3 separate regions of the Mus musculus genome follow, and all the other regions are linked to region 3. A link is a loop called in an ENCODE intact Hi-C map of the cell type or tissue named here. Cell type or tissue: heart. All regions are shown on one strand.

Region 1 (8,000 bases), 320 kb after region 3:
CATAAAATAAATAAATAAATCTTAAAAAGAAGAAATTAAGAAAGTCTTTGGCTAAGTTTGTACCATCTTAGAAAAGTACACAATACCAATACTGTTTAATTTACTAATAATTAGGTCAAAGGGCACAAGAAATACCACTTGAAGTAATAGTCAAAAGACCAACTGATATTTTCAAAATAATGAAAATTTTTACTTGATAAATGAATCAACTCAAAAGGCTCAACCTGAACACTTCAACTATTATTTTATTCTATCTTAATATATCCAAATTATCAGTTATCCTGAAAATTAAAGACTATTCTACAAGTATAGATCATAAAATATAAGATCCTCAAATACTTATATAAAATATAAGAACCAAAATACTTAACGGAGGTAGAAATTCCATGGTTGAAAAAAACGGTACAGAGCACAGGGTGGGTTCCATGAAGATGCACTTGGCATACAAAGACAAATTCTATGGAACCCTTGCTTACCTGGTAGCTAATACACTGACTGGACATCAGGCACGGGATGACTTACCTCTCAAGATGAACATAATGTCTAGAAAGAACATTTTTAACCAAAAATACAGTCTTCGCAGCAGTCTCTGGACCCATCATTTTGGAAAAATACAACTTTGCACGAAGAAAATACCCAATTGGCCACAGCCACTCCTAAAATATGATTTAAAAACAAAGAGAAAAAGAATTGTGAATATCTAACTTTATTTAAAAATAAGTTAAATTGAAAACTCTGAAAAGAAAATGAAATTCTTACAGGTCCTTGGTGGTAATTGAAGCCTCTAGCAAGGTTGTAGTTGTCATTGTCTAAGGCATTATCATAAACTCCACAGTAAACCATGTCACTGCAAAAGGATTGGCGTGTGAGGTCAGTAAAAGAGGGTCAGGCCTCACACAGGAGGCATCAGCTTTTCAGTAACAACGGCAAGAAAAAGAACCTCTTCTTTCCTAATCTGCAGCGTGAGCTCGCTCAGCGTCGGTACCTTACTTAATACCAAGTACAGGGGACGTTAACAATATGTTCAAGTATCCGCATGTTTTCTTCTCATTTACATCCCAGACTTTAATTTATACATAGGTAGGATATAAATGATACTAGAAGAGGGCCCCTGGAGGGAGGACGGGAAGGCAAGGCAAGGGAAGGCAAGAACAGTACCGGATATATGTAATGTGAGGGCAGAGTGAGGGTTGTCGGGTGGGAGGAAGATTGACAGGTAGCCAGGGAGCAGGGGGAGGAGCCTTCACAGAAATATGTATGAATAGTGTCATAATTAAACTTATTATTTTGTATGCTAATTAAAAAAATTAATAAAAATATTGAGGCATCTTGTCTTCAAGGAGCTTGTCTATATTGTATTTAAAGTCAACCATTTCAGTAGGCTTTCAATATGTGCACAACAATTAAAATGTCCAAACAGTTGTTTGAATTACGAAAAAGTAAAGATAAGGTTTTATTGACTACAGAGCAGAAAGGCATTATTTATGTAAATTATTTATTTTGTGGTGCCTACTGATCAAACCTTGGGCCTTATCTATACTGGGGAAGTATCCCACAATTTATACAACCTTAGTCCATGTAGGGTCATGTTTTAAATTTCTCTATGAAGCTATTTTAAAATTAAAATGAGGCCGGGCAGTGGTGGCACATGCCTTTAATCCCAGCACTTGGGAGGCAGAGGCAGGTGGATTTTTGAGTTGGAGGCCAGCCTGGTCTACAGAGTGAGTTCCAGGACAGCCAGAGCTACACAGAAAAAAAACCTGTCTCAAAAAAACTCAAAAAACCCAAAAAACCAAACAACAAACAACAACAACAACAACAACAACAACAACAACAACAACAACCAATAACAAAAAACAAAAACTAAAATGAGGGCTGGCGAGATGGCTCAGCGGGTAAGAGACTGCTCTTCCGAAGTTCCTAAGTTCAAATCCCAGCAACCATATGGTGGCTCACAATCACCCATAATGAGATCTGACGCCCTCTTCTGGTATGTCTGAAGACAGCTACAGTGTACTTATGTAAAATAATAAATAAATCTTTGGGCTGGAGCAAGCAGGGACTGAGCGAGCGGGGCCGACTGGAGCAAGCATAGGTCCTAAAAATTCAATTCCCAACAACCACATGAAGGCTCACAACCATCTGTACAGCTATAGTGTACTCATATACATAAAATAAATAAATAAATAAATAAATAAATAAATAAATCTATCTTTAAAAAAGTAAAATGAGTATACGGTCAGATTATAAATAACAGTTGAATAGATATTGCTATAATATGTAGAATTTAAAACAAAGTTATATACTGAGCAGTGTTATAAACATTGCCAACAGATGAGTTATGCATAGTAAGTAAGTAAGTACAATTTAACTAAATTGTAACTTTTAAGATGTTGTTTCATGACACAAAGTGGCCATATGAACCTTTATCATTAACTTTTAGTGAGATCAGCAAGTCTTCTGTTTGTTTTTGAGGGCTTAGAGTTTGAGACAGGGCCTGACTGTGCGCCCCTGGCTGCCCTGGAAATGTCTCAGTAGTCCAGGCTGGCTTTGAACTCACAGAGACCTTCCTTTGTGTGCCACCACACCTGAGCTGAACATGCAAACAGACAAAAAAATAACAAGTATCTGTAAACAAAATTTTGGGTATCAAGAACGAAATCAAGCCAAGCATGGTGGTATGTGTCTAATGCTAGGAGGTTGAGACAGGAGGGTCAGGAGTTCAAGGTCAGTGTCAGCTGTGTAAGACTCTGTCTCAATAAACAGAAACGAAATAGCAAGATCAGTATATAGAAAGGCCAGTTGACACAGGGGCAGTGGTGGCACATGACTTTAATCATAGCACTTGGAAGGCAGAGGCAGGCAGATCTCTAAGTTCAAGGCCAGCTTGGTCTACAGAGTGAGTTCCAGGAAGCTACAAAAACAAAAACCCAACCAAGAAAGAAAGAAGGCAGGCCATGTATAGCGGTACACGCCTTTAATTCCACCCCACTCTGGAGGCAGAGGCCGGCCTGGTCTGCAGTGGAAATCAGCACGTGATAAAGTATAAAAGCCTGGCTCAGATGGTAAGCACACTGGCTGCTCCCCCAGAGGATGAGGGTTCAATTCCCAGAATCCACATGTCTCACGACCACCGGTAGCTCCAGTTCCAGGGTATCTGATGCCCTCTTCTGGCCTCTGTGGGAACTGTATGCAAGTGGTGCAACAGAGCTACATGTAGGCAAAACATAAGAAAACAAAAACAAAAAACCCAGAAAGACCCTAGAAATTTAGGAAAAGGGTTATAAAAGTAAAGACATTTGCAAATGCAAATTGTAAGATAAAAAAACCACAGTTCTTTACTGATTTAGGCAGAAAGAGTGGTGCAATTGTCCAGGAAGGACGGAGACTTCTGGAAAAGAAGATCATTACAGCCACCACTACAAGTGGACACATATGCCTGCCACTTAAAATAGCACAAACAAGTGTAGGTTATCCAGGAGTATGGAAAAACTATCCACAAAAACAAAACATAAAGACTGTCCTTGAGGGCCTGGAAAGATGGCTCAGCAGTTACGAGCATGTGTTCTTCTTGCAGAAGACCTGGGTTCAATTCCAGCACTCACATGATGGTTCACAACTGTCTGTAACTCCAGTTCCAGGGGATCCATGCCCTCTTACTGCCTCCAAGGGCACCAGGCACACATGTGGCACAAAGAAATATATGAAGGCAGAACACTTATACACATAAATGAATATGGGGGTGTGGTGCTGAGGACAGAGCCCAGGGTCCTACATGTGGTAGGCATGCACTCTACCACTGAGCTACATCCTTCCAACTGCTCCTCACGAGGCGGGCTCTCATGTGGCCAGGCTGGTCTCAAACTTGTGAGACAGTGGAAGGCCATCATGGACTCTCAATTCTCCTGTTTCAACTATCCAGAGGCTGGGCTACAAGTATACGCCATCATGCTGGGCTCAAGAGCTATTTTAAAGATTTATTTATTTACTTTATGTATATGAGTACACTGTTGCTGTCTTCAGACACACCAGAAAGGGCATCAGACCCCATTACAGATGATTGTGAGCCACACTATGGTTGCTTGGTATTGAACTCAGGACCTCTGGAAGAGCAGTCAGTGCTCTTTACTGCTGAGTCATCTCTCTAGCCTAATACTAATAATACTAATCTATGTGGGTTAAACACAATTTCAACTGCCTTCTTCTTTTCCCTTTCCCCTTTCCCCTTTCCTTTCCTTTCCTTTCCTTTCCTTTCCTTTCCTTTCCTTTCCTTTCCTTTCCTTTCTCCTTTCCTTTCCTTTCCTTTCCTTTCCTTTCCTTTCCTTTCCTTTCCTTTCCTTTCCTTTCCTTTCCTTTCCTTTCCTTTCCTTCCTTTCCTAGACAGTGTTTCTCTGTGTCCATCCTGAAACTCATTCTGTAAACCAGACTGGCCTTGAACTCAGAGCTACCTGCTTCTGCTACCTCCTGGGTACTAAGATTAAAGGCATTCACACCCACCACCCAACTCAACAACCTTCTTAATACTAATATTCCAACTTACTCTGGGTCTAAAGTTTTCATGCCAAGGGGACCAAGCAATTTTTTTTCTGCAATTTCCAAAGCCTTCCAAGCCTTCTCAGCAGTAAAGAGTTCAGGGGCCTAATGAAGGTGAAATAAACAAAGAAAAAACATTTTAATATCGCAGAACAATTAGTTCTTACTCATGTAAGAATATGGTGTAGGTCAGATGGTGAGTGGAACCTGACGACTCTAATCCTCCGAGGCGGAATCTGAGTCGCCTTTCTCGGCTGAGAGGCTGGGAGAGCGCACGGGCCACCGGGGCCACCCGTGAACAAGAACCAAACAGGAGCCACAGCTACACCGGAGGCAGAGCTCACCTCCCGCTGCCACGTCCTAGGCGTGCAGGAGCCCTATACGCGTACCCGAAGCTTCTCTCCTCTCTTCTTGGCGATAATGAACTCAGAACTTGTACGCCAACAGCACAAATGCTTGCGACGGGTGGAAGGAGAGAAAATCTGCACCCATCTTACAGAGAAAGCGGAGCAAAGGCATCACGCCAAAGTGCCTCTGTGCAAGCCTGCTCTCTCTCTCTCTCTTTCTTTCTTTTTATTTTATGTGCATGGCTGGGTTTTGTCTGCATGCATATCAGTGTGAGGGTGTGAGTTACAGAGAGTTGTGGTTGCTGGGAAATGAACCCGGGTCCTCTGGAAGAGCAGTCACTGCTCTTAACCACTGAGCCATCTCCAGTCTGAAAGGGTACACTTTCATACCACTACAATTAGTAATATCTGCTTAGTAATCTTTTTGACAAAGTCAAACACCCAGGGAGGCATGGCTAAACACAGTCCTCCTAGTCCACTGCCCTGAAGAGTTTATTTTTAGACTGAGATTTTACAATAAAAGGGGATCAAGAATTCTTAGCTAGGTGGCTGGAGAGATGGCTCAGTGGTTAGGCACACTAGCTTCTCTTCCAGAGGATATAGGTTCAATTTCCCCACACCTACAGGGTGTAATTCTAGTCTCAGGGATCTGATGCCCTCTTCTGGCTTCTTGGGGCATTGCATATACATGACATACATTACATGCAGGCTCCTCCTCCCCCCCCAATAAAATGGTAAAACAAAATAATAATTAATAATAAATAATCCTTAGCTAAATAGAACTAATGAGAGAAAGACCACAAAGGAGACAGATGTGACTATAAGCTGCTGTGGACATTCCCTAACACAGAGCTTTCTGTCTAGTGCACTGGGGAGCTGTTTGTGGCATGCGCTGAGGTAACACAAATGTTCAGCAGGCCAGGGTGAGGGCTGAGGCCGACTGAGGCAGCTGGACCTGGCCTAAGAGACCCAGTCCATTCAGCCCAGTGTGTGCATAGACGCCAGGTACTGGGCATGTGTGACTCTGGGAGCGTTTGTTTCTCTGCATCCACTATTTTCCATTTTTGACACTAAATGTTTTGGATTAGAGGTGGTATGCATACTAAATTACTCTAAAACCATAGAATACTATCCAGAAAGCAATAATGTTTCATGGTTAAGTGGAACTTAAAACCAAACAGAAGAAAAAAGGCCCTTAGTAGAGTTACCATGACATTTTTGAAATGTGAAGGCACTATATCACTCACCACGACCATTGCTATGGTGAAGTTGGGCCTGAGCTGATAGTCACACCAAGGACTCGACGCACCATAGCTGTCCTTGTAGATGCCGCGTTTGTGAACCAGGTTCGGATGCTTCTCGTTAGGATCTGAAGGGTCTTCGGAAACATGAAACAGCTTTTCGAAATTGTTTTGTATTTTTCTGTTCCACTCATCGTACGAGACTGCCACAACCTTTCCTGAAAAGTGACAAGAGACATTTTGTAGATCTTCAGAACATTTAAACATCTGTTATTGCCAAAACTTCATATTTAGCTTCATTATGAAATAAATTATCTATGTTTTAGAAAATGTGGCTGCTTTAGATGGAGATATGCTATAAATTCAAAGACCAAATACCTCTCCCAAAAGAATGACAAACAGCTCAGGACTAACTTCATACTCAACACACTGTGCTAACAAATAACACTTCATATGCACTGAATTAAACATACAGTTACTTTCACCTACTTCTTTTTTTTTTTTTTTTTTTTTAAAGATTTATTTATTTATTATATGTAAGTACACTGTAGCTGTCCTCAGACACTCCAGAAGAGGGCGTCAGATCTTGTTACAGATGGTTGTGAGCCACCATGTGGTTGCTGGGATTTGAACTCTGGACCTTCGGAAGAGCAGTCGGGTGCTCTAACCCACTGAGCCATCTCACCAGCCCCACCTACTTCTTTTTTACGTTTTAGAAAGTCTAGGGCTGGAGAGATGGCTCAGTGGGTTAGAGCACCCGACTGCTCTTCCGAAGGTCCAGAGTTCAAATCCCAGCAACCACATGGTGGCTCACAACCATCCGTAACGAGATCTGACTCCCTCTTCTGGAGTGTCTGAAGACAGCTACAATGTACTTACATATAATAAATAAATAAATCTTTAAAAAAAAAAAAAAGAAAGTCTAGAGTTGTACAGGTAGCTCAAACATTGCTTCTGTTGCGTAGGAACATTGCTTCTGTTGCGTAGGAATTGTTCCAGAAAGGGATGGGAAGATTTCCAGACTGCCCATGTGCGTGACTTGCTCACAGAGTGAGGGAGAGGCCATGGAGGCAGGCACCACGCCGCCTCTTCTCTCAGCTCACTGGTGCTGTAGGAACGGTGTCAGTAACCAGCTGTTAGCATTTCCATATTGGGAATTAACCATTTTTCTTTCTTCTTAAAAGCTAGCCTTTTCTGGTATTGATTGGCTGAACCCAATGACGGCGACAAAGGTTAATGACTTGTAGGTTCCTTGGAAACAGGCCAGCTTACCATGTCTTTTTACTCTGACTTCATGATAAGGAAAGATATTTTTCTTAGACAATTCCAGCAACCAACGAACAGCAGATTTACACAAGCCCACGATTTCCACAGCAGACCCATCTCTAAAATTAGAAAAATGTATTTTCTATGTTGAGTTTATTTAACCATTATTTAAAAGGGCATTCAATAAGTAATTCTGGGTTGGGGATGTAGCTCAGAGTTGAACGTCTAGAAATAATGAAGGCTTTGGGTAGAATAGAACCAAACCAAACCACTACCAACGACAACAACCTATTTGGTGAATATTGTACCTAATGCACCATACAAGCAACTACCTGTGCCCACATCTTCACGTTATAAGTAATACATATTATATACATATGATATCACATAAGAAATCTCCTCCCTTACTATTTTGGCATTGATTTTTGTTTCTAATATTTAAAAAGACATATTTTTATTTGTATATGCATGTGTATCTATGTGCACATGGCACACGTGTGGATGCCCAGATAAGAGTACCGGATCTCTTGGAACTGGTTGCAATGGTTGAGAGCCTCCCACGGTGAGTGTTGGGAAGCAAGCTTGGGACCCGCCCAGCAGCAGGCTTTCCTCA
Region 2 (8,000 bases), 420 kb before region 3:
TTATTATTATCCATTAGAAGCCCGTTCACATCTTATTATTATCCATTAGAAGCCCGTTCACTTTCTAATGAGAGAGAGACAGAAAGGGAGTGGATCCAGAGAGGAGGGGCAGTAGGGAGAAACTTAGAGGAATGGGAGAGGGGAAAAACCATGATCATAACCATAATTAGATGAAAAAGGAATATATTTTCAATAAAAGGGGGAAAAAAAGAAAGCAGTAGATAGAAGAGCATCGAGAAGGAAGTAAGAATCACAGCCCACATTCCTGCGCTTCCCTCCCCATTTCTCAGAACCAAAGCTTAATTTTTGCTTCTGGTGGTTTTGTTTCCCTTAACAGAACAGTTAGCAGTTAGTAGACACAGATGAATCCAAACCTTCAATCACTCATTCTTTCCTTCACCAAATATGTAGTAAGCCCCTACTGTGTGCCAAGTGCCAAGATGCCCACTATGGCACAGTCACACACAGCACATGTACTGAGTTTTCAGTAAAGCTGCCATCTAGTTGAAAGGGAGTAGACAGGAAGTGGGAGAAAGCACACAGAACTGAACTCTCCTTCCACCAAAGACACTTCACCATCAGATACACACTCTGATTCTACCCAAGCTCTGCCTTGAAAGTGCAGGCCCTGGAAATCAAGGCTGAAGTTAACACTTGCTGCTACTCTATCATGTATCTCTTTGCATCTCTGGGAAGGGAATGCTTTATCCATAGTTTAATCCTCTATGCTAGGAAAAACTCCTTGATCTTTTATATTCAACAACCTGAAACTTATTTTTAAAGAATGAAGTCAAACATAGAAATGACCAAGACAAAGTGCATTCAGGTGAGAAATAAACCGAGATAATCCAATATCATAAAGAAATAATCAATCAAAAAAACCTGAAAAATTTGGTGTACAAATAATATAGGGAGTCAAATTATATAAATATCCAAGTTAAGAAAATTCTTTTGTTTTAATTTAGTATGTAGCTCAATATGACCTTTAATTTCTGATCTTCCTGCCTCCACCTTCAAAATACTGAGATTACAGTGTGTGTGTGTGTGTGTGTGTGTGTGTGTGTGTGTATTTGGCAATGTTAGGGACTGAATCTGGGGCCTAGTTCTTAGTAGGCAAGAACTATACCACTAAGCTATGCCGTAATCCCCAACAAACTTCTAAATCCTCCCAAGCAGCAAGGATTTATGTTTCGTAGCTACTGACACCAACTGATATTGGGGACTAAGCAACTGTGGCTATCAAACTTGATATACAGAGGAGATACAAATGACTGCAGCACGACAGACAACAAAGCTCACGTGAGTCTGAATGATTTAACACAATGAAAGGATAAACCATTAGGGTATGACAGAACAAGTCACCTGAGGATAGCAGAAAGTTACCCAAAAAACAGAGGAGCAAACCACCGAAGGTCAGATAACAAGTCACGTTCCACTAATATCTCCCTTATGCAATGATGTATACTGACAAACAGCTTGGACAAAAATGGTTTTAGTACTTTAAGTGATCAGATTGGAAAGGCACTATACACCCAACTTTCCATGAAATCGATGGTTCAGACACTTAAGATATGAATCCCTAGAGCAAGGTATTCCATGAAGTGATTTATGCCAATGAAAGGTCATAATGAAATATACTAGGTAGCAATATAAAGCAATAATAAAAGATGTGTGTGTACAAAGCTACAATGTATCATAGAATAAGCAACACATATGCCAAAATTATGACAATTTAAAAAGAAAATATGAAGTATATTATAAATATATTCATTATTAAAGTATTATATTCAAATATAAGTTAAGACTATAGTATTTTCAACAAATATGATCTATCAAAAGGTATTAAATAGTTTATGAGATTAAAAATAATGTTATGAGGTATCCTTTGAAATGTACAATTCTCAGAGGAATCAAAATGGTTATTAAATACATTAAGTTAATGATGTTCATTTGACTTTTGTACCCCAAGAAATAACAAAACCAATAATCCTTATGATTTACTACTTACTGAAGGTTTTGCTTTGTTTGGGGGCTTTTGTTGTTGCTTGTTTCTTTTTTGAGACAGGGATCTCTTAGTCCTGGCTGTCCTGGAACAGATAGACCAGGCTGGCCTCGAACTCACAGAGATCCTCCTGCCTCTGCTACCCAATTGCTGGGATCAAAGGTGTACGCCAGAGAACAGATGCCATGATAACTTGATTGAAACAATTACTTTGCTCAAATACAGCAGAGTTAGAGTCCAAAGACTATGATCTTTTACCCCTCTGAAAATGGATTTTAAAAGACAGAGGCCAAGTTAGTTTACTAGAAGTAACAAAAATAGACCATAAATGGCACAGGTTAATCTACAATCCTATGTAACTCGCCTAAAGATCCTGGGAGAGTTATATCCCCCATCTTCTAATAGAGTCTCTTTCTTTAACATTTTGTTTTTATCCCTGCATGTGTGTGTCTGTCTGTACGTCTCTGTTTTTCTGTGTCTGTCACATGTGTGCATGTGCCTGTGAGGTGGAGAAAAGAATGTCAGACCCTTGAAGCTGGAGTTACAGGCAGTTGTGAGCCACCAGATATGGTGCTGAGAACGAAATCCTGATCCTCTGCAAGAGCAGTGAGCACTCTCAACTTCTGCCCCTCTTTTATCGATTCTTAGAAGGGAATAAAATCTAGAAATGGAGTTAGCACACTTCAGAAGTGTGCTCATTCTGTTATTTGCAGAGCAGTTTCACAAGCCCAGAAGTTATCCCACAGCAAATACTTAAATTCCAGTGACTTTACTTCCTTAGCGACACCGGACTCTCTTCGACCCAAATCTTGACACCATAAAACAAAAACAAACAAACAAAAAAGCCCAAAGGTGACACCAAAGCCTTCAAGTCAAAATGGCATTCTCAGAAAACTGTATGGGATTTTCTACTGCAGTAAAGATACAAGGAAAATCCTAAGACAGTTTCACTGGAAAAGAGAATGGCATATGCTTTGCCAACGGTCTCTTCACAAACCTCTTCAAAAGTCATTCAAAGGCAATCATAAATTTAACAGGGCCATTCAGATCTTTCTCTCTCAGAATCTTAGGAGTGAAATCCAAAAAAAAAAAAAAAAAAAAAAAAAAAAGCCACACCCACAGGTAGGTTAGCTAACAGGATCCTCTCATTTTTCCTGAGGCATAGCTAAGGCAAGCTGTTAAAGAGATTCATTGCATCTGCCAAATAAAAAAGTAAAAAAAAAATATGAGGAGGGGGCCTGTTTGTCAGTTCTGTTTAATGGAGTTGCAGGAAATGAGAGTCCCCGATCTTAGAACTGCAGCCCTTCCCTTTTGGTGAGAGTACGCTGAGAGCAACTCAGCAAAAGTGGTAGTGGCAAAGGTAAGACGTGAACCTGCCGGTAAGGAGCTACGTGGCACTAAGCAAATAGTGGCTTGTCTCCCTCACCCTCTGCTTCCGCCCCAATCATCTTCCCCTTTGGTTACCAGTTGCTCCAGATGCCGTAGAGTAGTTCCACAAAAGCGAAAGAGAGGTTCAGGCACAGGAAGAAAAACAGGTTCCGGGATGTCTTGTCCGACAGGATGGACCTGGGCACGATACAGGTGATCAGAAGCAAGCAGGAGCCAAGGGGGTTGCGGGGACCCCTCAAAACCCACCCAGTCCGCATGCTCGTTCCACCACAGCAGGAGGGTGACGCTCCCATGCTGGACCTCAGGCCATCCTTAGCACCCAGCTTTGTCTCAGCATCCCGGGCAGCCCCCTCCCAGCAATCACAGCACCCCGCACCTAAACCAGCCTGAGATCTTGCCGAACAGATTGAACTTGGGTGGTTTGTATTCATCATCCTTGATGGACAGGGGCAACATCTTCTCCACCCGGCGAAGGGCCGGGTCTCCGTCCCTCTAGAAGTGACTCGGTATGGTGGCGGCAGTGACAGCGGTGACGCTTCAAACGCGGACCCCAAAGCGCTTGACCGCCGCGGCACCGCCGCGAGACACAGACACAGACACACACCCGGGAATTCGAGGACTTCCGGCCCGGGCCGCGCAACGCGTCCTGGGACGGGAAAGCGGGAGGCGGGGGCGGGGACTCCGGCAGGGGAGGGGCTTACGGGGAGGAGGCGGGGCTTGGGGGCTGCGGAAAGTCCGAGCTGAAAGCTTGGGGATCTATCTCTAGCTGAGCTAGGGGTCCTATCTCCTGAACTCACGAAAGATACCCCTGCTGGCTCTCTGCAGACGTGGCTGACTGGTTCAGGGCCCGCTGTCACCCACCCAGATCGCCCATCACTATCGTCCCCGGATGCAGTGCAGCCCGCTCCTGCTCCTTCAGCATTAACCCCCTAAAGGACCTCAAATCCCCGCTGTGCCTTAGGCAGCATCACTGAAAAGCCCAGGCGGCCACGTGCTGCGCCGCCACTGCACGGGATGTGCGAGAATGGCTTCCCGAGGTCAACGCTAAGGGAGTCCACCCCCACCCGCGGAAACCGTCACGCGGGACGCGATCGTTGAGTGCTTTGCAAAAGAAACACTTAAAGGTATTTTAAAACGTCCTTTAGGAAGAGGGCCATAGACTATGGCCTTGAGGTCCGCTTCTTGCTGTTTCTCCCCTGCAACCTCATTCGGTTGTAGCCCTGAAGGCAACCGCAGACAGGTTCCTTTAGCATCCTTGTCACCCCCAAGACAGTAGCTGTCACTATGGTCCATTTCAGGAGGTGCAGATACAAGCCTGTTGGGTGGGAGGCTGGGGATGAGCCTTGTGGGCCTGGGCTGGCTAGAGAGACACTCTCCAGCATCTTTCTAGGGGATTGTTTAGACAAGGTCAGCTGGCCGATCACGTGAATGATTAAAAGTTATTACCTAGAAGGGGAAACCCGGAAAGGGGGTCTGGTTTGGGGAGGTGGCTTGGAAACTACAAAACCGAGCTTCTTGGGAAAGCCTTTTTGCCTAACAGGAAGTGGAGCGTCACCCAAAGCGAGGGAGGGGTGGCCACTCAGGAACTGTCCCCTGCTCCAGGCACTCACTTTGCAGGCGGCGCATTTCCTAGGTTATCAATTGGACGGGCAGAGAGGTTGGAAGCCCGGTTTAGGAAAGGGGTGGAAAAGAGGCAAGCAAAGGAGACTCTCCTTTCGATTTATGCTAACCAAGCTGCAAATAAACCCGCTGGCCCCGCTGCAATCTTCTGCACTAGAGGTGAGGCAACTGTGAAATTCTCTTTCATTGATTTTATCTTTCCATTTGGGACCTCTGCTTGTTTTGCCCTCGTTCTTGGAACTTTGTGGGTAGGAAGGATTTATTCTGTAATTTAGATTTTTGAAAATAGATCTTGATTTTTTTTTAATGTTCCTCTTTAAAAACTGCTGGTAACAAACGGCTTGATTCTATAAGTTCTAGGACAAACATGTCTCTTTTGTCTTTGCCTTTCTTGGACCATTATTGTCATGTAAGCAAATATTCTCAATTAGTAGCATTTACTTTTTAAAGGCTACTCTGTTGTTGTTGTTCAGAGCAGTTTTTCAATTCTACCCTACTGCATTGCTGAGGAAGCCAGAACTGACTGCAGACGAGGTCGTTTAAGGCAAAATAGCTATTGCAATTGATTTTTTCCCCCTTGAAGACTGCTTTATTTAAGTATGATGGTGGGGATGGTATATCAAAATAATCAAGTTTCAGCAATGGATTTCCAGCCTTCTCATTAAGGTCACCTGCAATTTGAGCCTATGTGGTTTTTATCCTGCCTTTGGAAATAAATTCTGTATTCCATCTTGCACTGTTGTAAATCCGAAGTTGCTTAGCTGGCATAGATAGGGAGGAACCCATATTACCTGTTATTGAATAGTTTTGAAAGGCATTAAAGAAATTTAATTTCAGCTTTATCAGTTTCCTAGATTTGTTACGATATAAGGTAGATCTGCTCTTGAAGATCTTCTCCCTTCTGACTGTGGCCATGCTATTTTTTAATCCTTAGCCCTGGACAGCATAAAGGCCAATCAGCGTTAAAGGCATTTTCGTTTGCAGTATAAAGGACAGAAGGACACTCTTTAAACCAGGAAAAGTTGTTTCTACTGTGCCTCACTTCTTTTTGTAATCTTTAAATAATATCTATCCTGTTCATGTTAACCTACACATAGGTTAACATATGTCCCACATGTTAACACACGTCCCACACGTCAAAATAGAACTCAGTTATCATTTGGAGATTATCTTGTATGTGTTGGGTGTCCAGACTATAAAGCAAGATAAGTGAGAGTTCTTCTCCGGGGAGAGTTTTATGGAGAGGACAAATTAATGTGAAGAGAGGGAGGTGGGGAGAAAGGCAAACCCATCGGTATTTTAGATGGTGCAGTCTTTAAGTTGTGCAGCAGCGATGAATTTGAAACAGTGAACAGAGACAACAGCTATTGCTCGATGAGCCTTTCTGCCTGTGCTCACCCATTCATCTTACTCCCGCAGTAATTCTTATCATTAAAAGAAGGAGTTGGGCGCACAACGATTTTGATTCCTTAGCTCTGTGTTGGTGGTCAGTGTTTAAGCAAGCCTGCAGTCACACGAGGTACTTGGGAAGTCTCCAGTCATAGGTCCGTTGTGCATTACAAAGACTAAATGGCTAGAGAAGACTACAGAATAGATACAGTAATAAATGTTCTTAAATTAATAAGTGTATCTCTATTTTAAATACTTATGTATCTATTCAGTTAGTCGCTTTAGATGAACGCGCTGTATGGCGTGGTTAGTTGTGTGGTTGAAGATTGAAATATGAAAGCAGAGAAGATGAAAGGACGGACATTCCTCCTGTTCTGAGTCCTTTCCGGTAACAGACAGCAAGAATGACAAGGGTGCCATCTGTCAACCTCAGTAATCCGTGTGGCGTTTATCTGCAACCCTATTTTAGACCCATGCTTTATTAGATACATCAGATTGTTGTCCTATGAAGTGTTGTTTTAAAAGGGAGCTGTAATAGAGGGTAAGAGTAAAGATGAACGTGAGTCTAGGAATTAACTAGTGATGCAAATTATATTCACAGTCCTCGGCGTCACTTTGAGATGTGTGTGCCCTGGTTTCAGATGCATCAGTTGGGACAGTCTCTGTTTACTGTTTCTGGACCCTCCAGAGAAATCTAAAGACAAAAGCGCTGCAGTGTTAGCATCAGCCAACAAGAAAACACTATCTACCTCAGTCCCCAAATGTCATTTTTAGAACCTAGAATAGCAGGTTTTTTTTTTCCATTTAAAAGTCACTGAAAACATCACAGAAAATTCTTTGCTGTCTTTTAATAGTATCAAGAGAGCCTGTTCCACTGAAGTACTGAAGTCATAAAGAATGCTGCTATAAAAAATTAATAATATGATGAGGTAAGTCACAGGTTCTGTCTCTTTAAAAAACAACAACTAAAAATCCCAGTAAAATACATCTAACATAATGTGTCATCTTAATCGTTCTTGCGGTTCTGTAGTCTCAAGTATTTTTATGTTGTTGTATAACTGATCTCCAGATAAAACCATCCTCCTCCACCTGCTCCCAGTGCTCGGCAACCATGAGTGTTCATCATGTTTCTGTGAGTTTGGCTGCACTAAATATCACATGTAAGTGGGAGCATACAGTAGCTGTCCCTTTTGTGTGAGAGTTTGTTTCACATAGTTTAAATTCCCTTTTGAGGTGGAGTTAAATGGTATACACATTGTATGTGTACTTCCCAAATGGATGCGTATTTATTCATCCATGGACGCTTGGGTGACTGGTGTTTTTGTTTGTTTTGTCTTGTTTTCTATTGTAAATAGACTTATATGACATTGGTGAAATACCATTATTTTAGTCTTAGGTTGTTTATCGTTTGGATGTTGTTGTTGTTGCTGTTAATGGTTGACACAGGGCCTCACTCTGTAGCCCTGACTAGCTAAGAAGCCACTCAGTATGCATATCAAGTTGGCCTCTTAACTCACAGGGATCTGCCTGCTTCTGGCTCTACGAGTCCTTGGATCAAAGGCAGGTCAACATATCTGGCTTAGTTCAGATTTTCTACATT
Region 3 (8,000 bases):
AAAGGATACAGCCAAGCCCGCCTTTCTACTCCTGTCTACTGCTTTCGTCGAAAGAAAATATGGCTCTCCAATTAATGTTTTACTGTGCCTAAAATATTCAAATAACCTTTTCCTTTACATCCATGGCCTTTCACAGAGCTCAGTTCCTGGTTCTGATTTTTCACTCCCTGGGGGGGGGGGGGGGGGGGGACAATAATACCATCAGGCCATCAGGTTCAACTCAATCACACTGGAAATCTTCCACATAGACGTAACTTGGATCCAGCTCCCCACAGTCCTGCGTCCCACTTTCCAGAAAACTGGCTACACAAACAAAAACATCCTTCCAAACAACAGAAGCCTTGTGCACTGTGAAGCTTCGGCACCTGTAGTATACACACACACACACACTGACTGCCCTCTACCCTGTGGGTGCTCCCACAAATACCTAGTGACTGATTCACAGGCCAATTACAGGTCTGGTGATGACACCAGGTATGACGGCCTGGTGCTACTCTGGGGAGTGTGAGGAACCCAGACGTGCTGTGGGAGGAGGAAGAATTAATATCGTGAAGTTCTAAAAGGACTGCAGTGTTAACAGGACCAAACTACGTACAGTGTGCATCCCTCCCCAAGCTATAGAAAGCTAGTAATACCTTCGGAACTCTTTGGGAAAAGTGAAGGAACCCGATTATCAAAGAACCAACAAACTAACTAGTTCAGGGGGTGCTAAAAAAAAAAGTAGGGGGGGACTTACTTTTCATAGACCAGCTCCTCGTCGATGGAGAAATAGTGGATATTTATTGTGCTTTTTGGTCTATTCCTTAAAGTAGCAAAATATAATCGATCTGAAAGACAAGTTTAAAAGACAGAACATGAGAAGCAGGGACGCGAGACTGAGAGTGCAGATCATGCACAAAGGATTAATAACTGCTACACATCGTTTAAAGACCTTTAACACGTGGGATTCTTGGAGAAACAGGATCTTCCAGAAAGCTACAGAGCCCCAAAAGCACATCTTGCTAAGAGGCTAGAAGACCCAGCAGGGGGCAGAGCATCTTCTGAGTTCCCTCACCCCCTGGTTGCGTGCGGGCGGGTGCAGACAGGAGCTGTGGGTACCCGCAAAACTGGAGACACAAGTTTGGTTCGGAAACCTTCAGACCTCAGCTGCGGTGGAATGGGAAAAGAGGCGAGCTTCTGCCGCTGCAGCTTAGCAGACTTCAAGAGGAAGGAAGGAAAGATAGGGGGGTGTGGTTGGGGGTAGGGGGTGTCCCAAAAACACGGGCCAGCCACCGAGGAAGTAGAGAGTTAGCGGATGGAGGATTAAAACCAGCAGGCTCCCCACCAAGATAGGTTTGCAGGAGGATCCCAAGCAGAGAAGCCTGCACTGTCCGGGTACGAGGAAGCTGCAGAGGGAGTGAGAACGCGAAAAAAGAAGCCGGAAGCAGGGGGTCCTCCGGGAGTTGAGTAGCGAGAAGGGGCCCGAGCGCCGAGCCGCAGTACTGAGGGACACAGGGCCCGAAAAGAAACCCAGCATAGAGGCTTGGGACAAAGGGGTGAGCCGTGAGGAGTTGGGGGGGGGGAGTGGCGTGGAAGGGCCGGAGGATGCCGGGTGGCTGCTCCTCACCTTTCATGAACTCGCAAGCCCCGATTAGTTCCCCAGACTCCGCTGCCATCTTAAGCGAGATCCGCACGGGGGAGGGCTGGGTCGTGGCCAGCTGAGGTCACCCGCCCCCGGGGGCTTCCCCACTGCCCAAGAGCTGGGAGCTCGCGGTCCCAATCACCGAGCCTGCCTGAGGGAGGAGGCAGTCGCCCAAGGCGGAGGCAGCTGCAGGGTCAGCGCGTGGGGCGCCCCGGGGACATTCCGTGGGGAACCGAACCCGCTGGGCGCGGGACGCACACGCCCCGGGCTGTAACCGCTGTGATCCGGACTCTGCGGCGGCGGCGGCTGCTGCTGCTTCTCGAGCTGCAGCTCCTCCTTCTCGCGCTGCACCGTCTCCACCAAACCTGGACGGCGCACACCAGCTCCCAAGGCCGGGCAAAGTCTTTCCCCGGCTCCCAAAGTGATCATGGAGGACAAGACGTTTGGCCCGGATCGCGCCCGTGGCCACTCGTGCGGCAGCGGGCAGGACTCCGGAGGTGTCCGCGGGGCTAGTAGCAGCTGCTCAGACTCCTCCTTCGCCACCTCCTTTCAGCAGCAACTCTTCCTCCCTCTCCTCCTCCTCCTCCTCTTAGGTCCGCCCCCAGACCTGCCTCCCCGCCCTCCCTCGTCCCCCTCCACTTTCACCACTCCGCGGCCATCCCTTAAAGGGACAGCTCGGCTCCTTTCTCTGAGCCGGCCTCGGGCCCCAGTTACCAGGCGCCCCGCGGGTCACTAGGAGCCAGTTGCTAAGGCTTTGTTGCCTTTCACCAATTGCTACACAGGAAACTTGGCCCTCTGCCTGGGTGGGGTGGGGGTGGGGTGGATGTCAGGCGGAGCCACAAACTTATGAATGAAAAAGGATGGGTAGAGAGGAGTGAATGCCTCCCAGGAAGCTGCGACTGCCTGGCGGGCTGAGATGCTGTCTCCACGTCTGCACCGGCTAGCTCTTCTTCCACACCAGATTTTTTTTTGTCTCTCAAGCTCTTTCCTGCTTCACTCAGTTTCTTCTAAACTCGCGCGCGCGCACACACACACACACACACACAGAGACACACACGCACGCGCGCGCAGACACACACATTGAAAAACCTCAGACCTTCTCCATGTCGGGTCGTACCGCTAGCTATCTTTCCACCAACCCCTATTCTCACCACTATCGGATCTGTGTCTTTATAACCAATTTTCAAAAGAAGCGATACCTCCTAGCTCCTGAGTACACGGACTGATGCCCTGTAAGTACTAGAGTCTGCTCTCACCTAGGCTTTGTTCTCAAGGGGGAAAAAAATTCCCGTCCAGTTCTCCAAGTCCTTTCATTTTGGCCACAGGTGTGAGCGCAAAATTACACCAGAAGTGTAAGGCTCTAGTCTCGGACTGTAGGCTATCCTAGGCGAAGGGAGAAGAGGGAAAAGGATCTCTTGTCCACAAGAGAAATGAACAGAAGATTTCTGTAGTCTTGGCTGGAGCGTTGCAAAGGAGTACAAAGGCTCCTCTCCAGGAGGCCCCGGACTTGTTCGGCAACGTTTTGATCCAGTTTGGAGAACTTTAATGCTGGGAGCCCTAGGGACGGAACTAGTGGCCAGCCCTTCCCTTACGAAAATGGCGCTACTGAACCACTATCACCAGAGCATGCGCTCTGAGTGGTTTCTCCTTGAAACGGGGATTTGTGCAAGCCTTTGAAAGCTCGCAGTTGCGTGTTGACCTCTAGGGAGAGAGGGGGCGCTCGAGCAAAGTGCCGGCTGAAGCAACTTGGAACACTGACTCCAGGGAGGCAATTCTTAGGCCATTCTTCTGCTCTGCCGGCTTTCCATAAAGCTAAACAAGCACAAAACTAAGTGGATACTACTTTGATATACTGGAAAGTTATTCAGAGCATCTCGGTAATTCTAGCCAAACACATCCTTGGTAAGGGAGTTAAAAAGACACCCTCTCCTTACATTCAAAAGTTAACCCCGAAAAAGAAACAGACTTTACAACTGTAAAAGTCCTGAAAGTTGTAATGAGCCTTGAACCCTTTTGAAGTGTATTACATATTCTAAGAGTCCTGAAAGCAAAGACCTCCCAAAAAGAAAAAGGGAGAAGGAGGAGGGGGAGTACACTTTAAAATAGCCAGGGGTTGGTGGCATATATCTTTAATTACAGCACCTGGGAGGCAGAGGCAGGTGAATCTATGAGTTCAAGGCCAGCCTGGTCTACATAGTGAGTTCCAGGGCAGACAGGGCTATGAAGAGAAACCCTGTCTTGAAAACTAAAAAATAAAAAAAAGAAGGAAAAAGAACAAAGACCCTCTCAAAACTTGAATGTTACCTTTATTCTCCCAAATCCTGGTTTTAATACGTTGAACAATTTCAATTTTGTTGGAATAAACGTAATTGAGATTTTTTTTAATGAAATATGTAGAAAAGCATAGCATGTCAGTCTCAGTAGGCTTCGCCCCTTTGTCTATAAAGCTAACAGTAAAGCCCACTCAACCCATTTCTAAAGCTGCCGCTTTACAAGTCTTATAGTTTTTCATCTGACTATCAACTGCAGTAAAAAGTTGGAGCCAGAGGTGGTGGCTTGCGCTGATTTAGAGTGGCCATAGTCATTTGCTCCTCCCACAGTGTAGGGGCTACAACACAGGCTCTCAGGTTTGGTGGCCTGCATCTTTACCCACTGAGCCATCTCACGGGCTAATGCGGCTGTTTTTGGGTTTTTTGAGGTAGGTCTGGTATAACCCCAGGCTGGCCTGGAACTCCATACGTAAAGAAGGATGACAATAAACTCCTGATCCTCCTTCCAGGAACCCAGGCCTGTGTCACTCTGCCTGGCCATCACATGACTGTACGTTCATAAGTAGTCTCAGGAGAGAGATCCATAAAACACTTTCAGGGGGGCAGATTTCATTGAATAGCTCCTGTAACAACAGGGGTCTATTCTATTCCCAAAAAGGGTTCTACATTGCCTTTCATAGAATTCTCCTTAGAGGTTTTAGACATGAGGAATGAAGTGTGACCTAACAAAACTCTTTAAAAGAGATGAAAATGGGGGCTGGGGAGATGACACAGCAGTTAAGGCGGCTTCCTGATCTTCCAGACGACCCAAATTAAGCTCCACTTCAAGCACCCGTGTTGAGAGGCTCACAATTGCCATTAACTACAGCCCCAGAGCATCCAACACTCTACTGGACAAAATAGCACCCATACCCATGTGGTACATTCTCATGTAGACACACATAAGACTAAAGTAAAAATAAGTAAAAATGGCCCTGAGTTTGTGGCCCATGCCTATGGTCCCAGCATGAGAGTGCTTCATGAGTTGGAGGTCCAACTGGATTAGTGTGAGATAAGATGCTGTCTCAAGCCAAAATTTAAAGGAAAATTATTTTTCCTTACCATATTTACTATATATTTTTGATAATAATTCTTTCTTCTGTAGTTTTTGGTTTTTGAGACAGGGTTTCCCTGTCGCCCTGGCTGGTCTTGAACTCTCTCTGTTGACCAGGCTGGCCTGGAACTCACAGAGGATCTGCCTGCCTCTGCCTACTGAGTACAGGGATTAAAGATGTGTGCCACTTCCATACAGAGGATAAAATTCTTTAATACTGTGCTGTGAGTAATATTAGTAAACTAGGACCTCTCTAAGTCATGCTATTAAAAACTCTGCAAGAAAAATATACAGCATTGTACACATGGCACATACACACCAAGATCCGAACGACATCATAAAACACATTATTGCCTCAGTTATCATGGGCCAAAGTTCCTACTGTTGTAGCCTCACAATAAAGACATGCTCTTACAACCCAGGGGGAAGGCAAAACCGGACATTTCATCCCAATCACCCAACTTAGTACAAACGGAAGAAACTGACTTTTACTTGAACCAGCAGTAAAGAATGGCATATTATACATGAAACTACTATGGGATTTACAATGTCACCTCGCTGTAGAAAAGGAAAGTGCTTGTGGATTTAGCCAGTAAGAACAGGAAGGGAGAGTGTAAACAAATGTTTACCTCTGCATCCCTAACTTGCATACTTCTTGGGCTGTCTTGCATTCCATGCAGGGTGCATGCATGCAGACCTAGAGAAGAGACTGCTGGAAGCAACTTCAAGTCATGCCAACAACTTCCTGTCCAAGCAAGACAGTCACTCTTTACACACAACAGCTCTTCCAAAAAAAAAAAGCTCTTTACAAAGCAGCTCTTGGATTGCGTCCTAGAGTTTCACAGATGAAACCCCTCATCGTCATCAGGCTTTCCTTCTGCTCCATCCGTCTAGCCTCCATCCTTTCTGACCCAATCTTCAATTTGCCCAATTTCTTATAAATTGTGTCCCAGAATGGAACGCAGGCCAGTTCTGAGCTGGTATGACTAGTTATGTGTGGGGACAAGGAGGACACATTTATTTGTACGTGATGAAAGACTTGGGTGGGAACAAGAGCAATGGAAGCCATTAAAAGAACCCAGTTTTACCATTTAAAGGTCAAATAAAAAGGGAAATATTCTTTTTGTTGGAAGAGGTCAAGGAAAAATGAAGTCACAGTAGTCAAAGACTTGAAGGCTGGGACATTTGCATAATCTGTGTTTTAATTGCTACCATTAGAATATTTCATGAAAACATACTTGTTCTGTCAGTAGTGATATTATCTAAGAAGGCAGAAGAAATATAGACTATATGATGGCTGTTTCTTACAAATTACTTTTAGATTATGAAACAAGGCCTGGGAATTTAGTTTCAATTCGATATAATTGAAATCGACTGGTTTGATCATCCCCGGTATGATTAGAAAACCAACTTAAAGCACCTTTTGGCAAAATACATAAGCAAGGTGGAGCGTGTCCCTGCAGAGCACTTGCCCAGCATTTTGAAGGCCTCAACTTCAGTCCCTAGAACCCAAAAGATAACTACATAAATAAAAATAAAATACAGAGAAAAATATTGTTATCACAGGACTGAAATGCTGAAAATGTATAGATAGTGTGGCTCATAAAATATCTGCCCATGTGGCATATTGCAAAGGTGGCTCAGAGATTAAGAGCATTCACTGCTCTTCCAGAGACCCTGAGTCTGGCTCCTAACACCCATGTCAGAGGCTTGCAGCCATTATCTGTAACTCAGGCCCAAAGGATCTCTCTCTCTATCTCTCTATCTCTCTATCTCTATCTCTCTCTCCCTCTTCCTCTCCCTCTCCCTCTCCCTCACACACACACACACACACTTAAAAGTAAAATAAATCTTTTTTAAAAATTACTTGCCCACAACCGACCTTAAGATGTTAGTCGGGCTCAGCCATGCTCTGCATCACAATACTGCCTGTTTAAGAGTTCCAAACTGGAACCAAAGAACCAGAAGGAATGTGGAAGATTAGTCAGTTCCATTTTCAAACACAAATTACGAAGCAGATCCCAGATCCTGGAAATGAGATGCAGGATGGTGGAGGAATGCTAAGGGCTTCCATGATAGATGGTGCAGCATGGCTCCTCTTAAGTCATACAGACCACTTCAAATCACCTCACAGCATGGAAGCCAGGGTAATGGTCAAAACAACACACTTGAGAAACGTTGCTACACACACACAGACCAAACACATACATACACACACACACACACACACACACACACACACACACACCTTTTGTCCCCTGCCCCAATTCTCCCTTTATTAAACCTAAAGCTCTTTCAGTAACCCCAAGATGAAGTTGGGGGTCACTGAACCTCCTATATTTTTACTTCCCAATGTAGCAACATTGATTAAATCTCCACTGTCTGACTTTTATGATTAAGAGGAAAAACTATAATTAGCCAGGCATGGTGGTTTACACCTATAGACAGCATTTATCCAGGAAGGACAGAAAGGCAAGCCCATCTATGGCTACAGGAGACACTGCCTCAAAAAACAAAAATCAAATGATAATCACCTTCAAATCCAATGACATGAGTTGGATTCTCAGAATTCACATGTTAGAGGAAGAGAATGGATTCCCACATGTTGTCCTCTGAGCTTCCTTTACATGTACAAATTAGCACTGGCACACACACACACACACAAAGAGCTAGTTTAATCAACATTACTTTTAACAGTGGTCTTCTCATTGACTAATGTAACCAATAAGAAATGGTGCCCTTCTGAAAAGGGTGCTTCATGGTCAGGTGAATACATTGAGTAGTGTTCTAATTATTGGCTAGTTCACATTCTCAAGTAACCCAACAACTTAATGCAGTTTTCGTGTTTTATAGAATGTATCTACCTATAATTATTTGTCATTCATACTCTCATCACAGAAGAAGTATAAAAACGAAGCCAGATGTCGTAGATCATGCCTACAAGCCCAGCACTTAGGAGTCCAAGGCTCTAGGATTTTGTGGCATTCAAAACCAACCTCATCTACATAGTGATAAC

Evidence for each region. Hi-C counts contacts between places; a loop is a spot of excess contacts. Peaks named below come from ENCODE experiments on the same cell type or tissue, not always from the same donor. Only the 100,000 strongest peaks of a DNase experiment are listed, where the experiment ranks them.
Region 1: a loop joins it to region 3, with 1.8 times the contacts of the local background. A loop is called at or near these places in 3 of 42 quality-filtered maps.
Region 2: it touches region 3 in a loop (4-fold over the local background); 2 of 42 quality-filtered maps call a loop at or near these places.

What each region holds. Positions count from the first base shown.
Region 1 is chr3:116,745,858-116,753,857 of GRCm38, forward strand. Agl (amylo-1,6-glucosidase, 4-alpha-glucanotransferase) reads right to left here. Exons shown (of 34, transcript NM_001081326.1): 29 at 7,394-7,506; 30 at 6,128-6,339; 31 at 4,541-4,638; 32 at 760-847; 33 at 523-656. Among named protein-coding and RNA genes, the nearest start is that of Slc35a3, 38 kb to the left of the region's middle. In heart, CTCF peaks have their summits at 1,975 (motif pointing left), 3,178 (motif pointing left) and 5,537 (motif pointing left); no DNase peak of the experiment used is centred here.
Region 2 is chr3:116,003,368-116,011,367 of GRCm38, forward strand. It overlaps Slc30a7 (solute carrier family 30 (zinc transporter), member 7), which reads right to left and starts at 4,039. Exons shown (of 11, transcript NM_023214.7): 1 at 3,768-4,039; 2 at 3,467-3,568. The coding sequence starts at 3,847. It overlaps Extl2 (exostosin-like glycosyltransferase 2), which reads left to right and starts at 4,930. Exons shown (of 5, transcript NM_001163514.1): 1 at 4,930-5,170; 2 at 7,255-7,329. The coding sequence starts at 7,322. In heart, no CTCF peak of the experiment used is centred here; DNase peaks (open chromatin) are centred at 4,094 and 4,874; H3K4me3 peaks cover 2,873 bases; H3K27ac peaks cover 1,955 bases.
Region 3 is chr3:116,421,831-116,429,830 of GRCm38, forward strand. Cdc14a (CDC14 cell division cycle 14A) reads right to left here and starts at 2,202. Exons shown (of 16, transcript NM_001080818.2): 1 at 1,607-2,202; 2 at 737-827. The coding sequence starts at 1,655. Gm40125 (a long non-coding RNA gene) reads left to right here and starts at 2,421. Exons shown (of 3, transcript XR_867571.3): 1 at 2,421-2,853. In heart, CTCF peaks have their summits at 1,016 (motif pointing right) and 3,333; DNase peaks (open chromatin) are centred at 1,161, 1,681, 2,331 and 3,281; H3K4me3 peaks cover 3,544 bases; H3K27ac peaks cover 2,979 bases.